2 separate regions of the Homo sapiens genome follow, and region 2 is linked to region 1. Evidence: read pairs that join two places in POLR2A ChIA-PET (ENCODE). Cell type or tissue: OCI-LY7. All regions are shown on one strand. Each heading gives the region's core, and the rest is flanking DNA. Links, peaks and the distances in the headings are about the cores only.

The links. Peaks named below come from ENCODE experiments on the same cell type or tissue, not always from the same donor. Only the 100,000 strongest peaks of a DNase experiment are listed, where the experiment ranks them.
Region 2: POLR2A ChIA-PET joins it to region 1 with 5 read pairs; 13 of 35 experiments call an interaction of 5 or more read pairs at or near these places.

What each region holds. Positions count from the first base shown.
Region 1 is chr12:6,579,775-6,582,682 of GRCh38, forward strand. It overlaps CHD4 (chromodomain helicase DNA binding protein 4), which reads right to left. Exons shown (of 40, transcript NM_001273.5): 29 at 2,841-2,908; 30 at 2,363-2,507; 31 at 1,875-2,040; 32 at 1,517-1,614; 33 at 1,270-1,399. CHD4-AS1 (CHD4 antisense RNA 1) reads left to right here. Exons shown (of 3, transcript NR_199067.1): 3 at 2,870-2,908. It also overlaps SCARNA11. Among named protein-coding and RNA genes, the nearest start is that of CHD4-AS1, 13 kb to the left of the region's middle. In OCI-LY7, for the core only: no CTCF peak of the experiment used is centred there; no DNase peak of the experiment used is centred there.
Region 2 is chr12:6,671,846-6,674,753 of GRCh38, forward strand. ZNF384 (zinc finger protein 384) reads right to left here. Exons shown (of 12, transcript NM_001385745.1): 8 at 1,371-1,595; 9 at 505-687. Among named protein-coding and RNA genes, the nearest start is that of ING4, 10 kb to the left of the region's middle. In OCI-LY7, for the core only: no CTCF peak of the experiment used is centred there; no DNase peak of the experiment used is centred there; H3K27ac peaks cover 123 bases.

The DNA of each region.
Region 1 (2,908 bases), core at 89-2,588:
GGCCAGGCGTGGTGGCTCACGCCTGTAATCCCCGCACTTTGGGAGGCCAAAGCGGGCGGATCACGAGGTCAGGAGGTGGAGACCATCCTAGCTAACACGGTGAAACCCCGTCTCTACTAAAAATACAAAAAATTAGCCGGGCATGGTGGCAGGCGCCTGTAGTCCCAGCTACTCAGGAGGCTGAGGCAGGAGAATGGTGTGAACCCGGGAGGCGGAGTTTGCAGTGAGCCGAGATGGCGCCACTGCACTCAAGCCTGGGCGACAAAGCGAGACTCCGTCTCAAAAAAAAAAAAAAAAAAAAAATTACGTGGGCATGGTTGTGGCACGCCTGCAATCCCAGCTACTCAGAGGCTGAGGCAGGAGAATCGCTTGAACCCAGGAGGCGGGAGTTGCAGTGAGCAGAGATCGTGCCACTGCACTCCTGCCTGGGTGACAGAGTGAGACTCCATCTCGAAAACAACAACAACAACAACAACAACAACAAATAAAGTCATAAGAGATACCTTAAGTTAGGGGAAAACCTGCCACCTAAAATCAAGGGTGCAGGATTCTTCAGTGTGTCGCTTCCTCCTGATATCTCTACAGCCCCAGCAAAAATTCACGAGTGACCATGGTTCACACAGGGATCTGTAGTGCTTAATATGGATACCGGCCAGGCATGGTAGCTCACGCCTGTAATCCCAGCACCTTGAGAGGCCAAGGCAGGTGGATCACCTGAGGTTAGGAGTTGGAGACTGGCCTGACCAATATGGAGAAACCCCCTCTCTACTAAAAAATACAAAATTAGCTGAGCATGGTGGTACATGCCTGTAATCCCAGCTACTCAGGAGGCTGAGGCAGGAGAATCGCTTGAACTCAGGAGGCGGAGGTTGCAGTAAGCCGAGATCGCACCATTGCACTCCAGCCTGGGCAACGAGTAAAACTCCTTTGAAAAAAAAAAAAAAAAAAAAAAAGCCAGGCACAGTGGCTCATGCCTGTAATCCCAGCAATCTGGGAGGCAAAAGCAGGTGGATCATGAGGTCAGGAGATTTAGACCAGCCTGGCCAACATGGTGAAACCCTGTCTCTACTAAAAATACAAAAATTAGCTGGGCATGATGGCGTCTGTCTGTAATCCCAGCTCCTCGGGAGGGTGAGGCAGGAGAATCGCTCGAACCTGGGAGGTGGAGGTTGCAGTAAGCCAAGATCGCGCCACAGCACTCCAGCCTGGCGGCAGCACTACACTGTCTCAAAACAAACAAACAAACAAAAAAAATGTGGATACCTTTACCTTTGGGCTCTGTCTCCATAGGTTCCTCTGTTCTCTCCTTCACCTCTGCCTTTTCCACTTTCTCCTCTCCCTCAGGGGGTTCAACAACGACCTTTTCATCCTCTGAGGCAGGGGCAGGGGCCTGTGTACACTTCAAAGGAAAAAAAAACAAAAACAAAACAGATGAAGCAGACAGGCCAGCAACTAAAAGGAAGACTGGACTTACACATTTGTCTTTAGTATGGCATTCAGTCACCCCATCTCTTACCTCAATGGCAGTCTCAGGGGCTGTAGATTTAACCTCCTTTTCTCCTTCTATGCTCTCTTCTTCTTTGAGGCTATTTTCCTCTATTTTTATCCCATCTTCTGCAGAACAATAAAAGACAATCAATTAGGAAGAAGGTACTAGATCAGAGAGAAGGTCATTTCTTCCCAGTTTGTCTCATCTTAAATTGTCCTCTCGTGCCTTTAAGAGCCAGCCCTATTCTTAGGACGGCCCTCCTAAACTGAGAGGGAATTGCTGTGTGTCCTGCCAGACTACCCTGTTAGAACTGAGCACAGGGGAGCAGAAAAATAGGCCAGGACAAAAAGAGAGGGACAGAAAATGATAGGACAGGCAGACTTACCAGCAGGTGGGACAGGTGCAGGAGTGTTGGGCTGCGTGTCCCCTGGAGTGGAGGGTGTAGGAGTTTTTGGGGAGGGTGACCCTGGCTGGGACATCTTCTTGTTTTCCTCCACCTCAGCCAGTTCAGGCATGCTCCAGCGCCCATTAACATGTTCAAACTCCTGAACCTGTAGCAATGGGACAAGAAGTTGAAGACCCAATTCCAGCTACAGGCTCCTTTCCTATTGGCCTTCCAGTCTCCGCCTCCCGGGTTCAAGCAATTCTCCTGCCTCAGCCTTCTGAGTAGCTGGGAATACAGGTGCCCGCCACCACGTGCAGCTAATTTTTGTATTTTTAGTAGAGATGGGGTTTCGCCATGTTGACCAGGCTAGTCTCTAACTCCTGACCTCAAGTGATCCACCCGCCTCAGCCTCCCAAAGTGCTGGGATTACAGGTGTGAGCCACTGCGCCTGGCCCCCTAGAAACAATGGCAAGAGGCTCAGGGCTCACCTTCTTGCGAATCAAAGACATAACACCAATTCTAGTAAGGACATGCTGGCGAGACAGGCCTTCTCGGGGGACACCATCAGCAAAGGTCTCAGCCCCATCTGCCCCCGGCTCACATAAATGCCGCATGAAAAGAGAGACATATGCCCTGTGTAAAGAAGTAGAGAAAGAGTTAAATAGGGATCATGCTGACTCTTAGATTCTTTTCCATCCCTTCGTGAGGCATTATCACAGGCAATAACTATGGCTCCACCTTGAGGTAAAGCCCACCACTGCACGGGAAGGCTGATCTCTAGACCCCACAAGAAGACCCAGGTTCTCTTCCAGGGAAGCTAGGAACACATTACTAACAGCTTCACCTGCCAACTTCAACAGAGAAAATAGCCCACTTCCCTGCACGGCTAGGCCTAGAACCATGGAATGACCAGATAGATAGCAGAAGCCCTTGCTCTAGATCAGTCCACTCCAGCCCTCAACTCACTTGAACTCTTTCTCTGATTTGCCTCGCAGGTCTCTTACAAGCCACTGGGTAGTAAAAGCATCCTGAGG
Region 2 (2,908 bases), core at 158-2,657, 92 kb after region 1:
TGTTTTCTTTTGTTCTCTACTCCTGGCATCCCTCAGAGCCTTGCTTGTTGCTGTGGGTGTCACCAGGCTGGTGCCCAGCTAATGTCTGATTTTATTTCCTGTTCATAATTGGTGCCCTAAGGGCTAGAGGTATGGTCTTCTCCACTCAAATGCCTCTGTTTTGGCATCAAGGGGCAAATCTTCCAAGATGGGTACATGAGTATTTTCAGGGAGGAAAATTAGAGAAAAGTTGTTTCTACTCCAGGTACGTGTCTGTCTCCCATGGATCAGTGAATATCATATAGTCACTGCAGCTCCCCGACGTAGCTCTTGCCCCAGAGAAGCTCTGTGTCCACTTGAATCTCCAGTGTTGTTTGGTCTTCCTTCTCCCAGATGCCAGCCAGGTCTCTCCTCCAGCCAGGTCTCTCCCCCGCCCCCCGCATGCGGGTTGTTGTGTGTGTCCGGGGCGGGGGTGGGGAGGGCATGCCAGCGGGGCGGGGTCAGTAGCCCGCCACTCTCCCTTACCGTGTGTGCTGCTGGAGGTGGGAGAGCTGGCGGAAGGCCTTCTGGCAGTAGGAACAGTTGTAGGGCTTGGCCCCCGAGTGGATACGGAGGTGCTGGGCCAGGTAGGAGGTGTTGGCGAAGGTCTTGGAGCAGTGCGGGCACTTGTGGGGCTTGATGGTCTCCGTGTGCATCTTGGAGTGGATCCTGCCGGAGAGGAGAGGAGGGAAGGGGGGAGGAGGAAGCAGTTCGACACCAGGGGCTCAGCTCTCTGCTGGGTGAAATGACGTTGCTTGACGGATGAGAGCACCCCCTTCCTCCCTCCTCCCAAAAACACTCCAGCCTGGATAGGCAAATGAAGAGGACACCCAGATCTAGGTTGTTGCTGATCGTAAGTCGGTGGCTAGAATGGCAGTGAGATGATGAAGAGCTGCAACCCATGGCTCCTGGTAACCTTAAAGTAGTCAATCTCATCAACCCTCCGCTTTCTCCTAAGGTTAACACACTCACCACAGACACCCTGCTTCCAAATAGTAATCTGAACAAAGACCAATACCGCCTGTTCCCCATGGACCTGAAGTTGAATGCACACCTTGGCTCTGAACTGAAGCATATAGTAAAAGCAGGCCTGCTCTGCAGAAGATTTCCAAACACAGACACAGAGAGAAACCACAAAAATTGTTCCAGACTTTGGAATTGGAGACCACAATTTTCAAGGCCCCCCAAATAGCTAGGATATATAATTTCCACAGACAGTAATAGGAGGTTGAGGCTACCAATGGGCAAAGGTGAAAGGGAAAGAATAATACATGTGGAGAGAGGAGTAGGTGCAGGCAACATGGTCTTAGGGTTCACGGCCAGGTGGTGGGGTAAACCAAGAGCAGCCTTACCGGGTGTGCTGCTGAAGGTGGGAGAGCTGGCGGAAGGATTTCTCACAGAAGTTACAACTGTAGGGCTTAGCCCCTGAGTGTATACGGATGTGCTGGGCCAGGTAGGAGCTGTTGGCGAAGGTCTTGGAGCAATGTGGGCACTTGTGGGGCTTGGTCTCGGTGTGTGACTTGGAGTGGATCTGCATCTCCGACTTGGAGTAGAATGTCAGTGAGCACATCCGGCACCTGAGCCAAGTGAGGGCAATGGTTAGAACCCTTCCCATCAAGAAGGTGTGGCTGAACCCTCCCCTCTACTTCCAAGAGAAGCCCACCTATCTGAGGTCTCTCCTACTCCAACTTGAGAGTAGAGCTCTATATATTCATCTTTATGGCCTAAGCTTCTAACATGGTGCCCAGCACATTATAAATATTCAATAAATGTTTGCTGAATGACTGGACTGCCTCCATGTGCAAAAATGTATTTCAACCAGATAAAACAGAAACAGTATGAACTCTGGGCAGATGCGAATTTCAATGGGCCAGGAATATCAGTTAACTTGTTTGCCTTCTGCTTACAGCTTGATTTCAAACATTTAAGGAATTCCTTGCTCTGATGTTCCTATGTATGAAGCACATGCCTCTGTATTCCTCAAGACCCCGAGATGATAATGAGGAACAACTAACTGGATCCTCTCCTGTCTCCATAGATAATTTTCTTCCCTCAGATTTTCCCCTACTTCCTTTTTGGCAGCGATTCCTAGAGGGATGGGGGTGAGGAAGTATCAGAATTATTTGGAGGGGCTTTTTCAAACCAGGTATGTCTGCTCTCCACCCTCTTATCTGATGTTGCATCCATCATCTACCCACCCCTTGCCCACAGCCCCTTGACAATCAAGTGAAAACCACTTTTGCAATGACCAACGTAGCTGCTAGGGGAAGGTGCCATCCCTCAAGCATTTGGGAGAAAAATGATTACAAAACACCTATCTTCCACGCTAAACCTTTCCTCTTCCCTAGCACATGGAGCCAGTGTCAGCACTCTGGGTTGACATCAGTAGCACCTGATCGTACTTTCACTCATCCCAAGCTGGTAATCCTTTCCACTCTGGTATTGTCCACCAAATATCAATAAGGAGGCCTCTGAGCAAGTTAAGCCACAACTATTCAGACTTTACTGAGTAAAAGCTATCTTTCATTTTCGTAAACAATTCACCAGTGTAAAATGGGAGCTGGTAGAAAAGGCAATGGCCTGGAAGCCAGGCAATTAGCACAAGTCCCTCTTCTTTGGGTTCTCCCTAACTTATCTTCTTAAGAGAGGCTTCAGATGGTGTGGGATCATGATTTCTGCACTTTTTTCATCTCAGGAGAATTTTTTAGTTACCAGCTTATTGATCCCTGGCAGTTGTCTGAGATGCCCAATCATTGCAGGAGAGAGGGGGAGGCTCTGTTTATAGTGAGCATAATCCAAAGGACACAACCAGTGGGAATCAGGATGCCTGGGTTCTACTCAGGCTTCAGTTACAAACTTGCTCATTAACAGACCTCAATTTTCTGGTCTG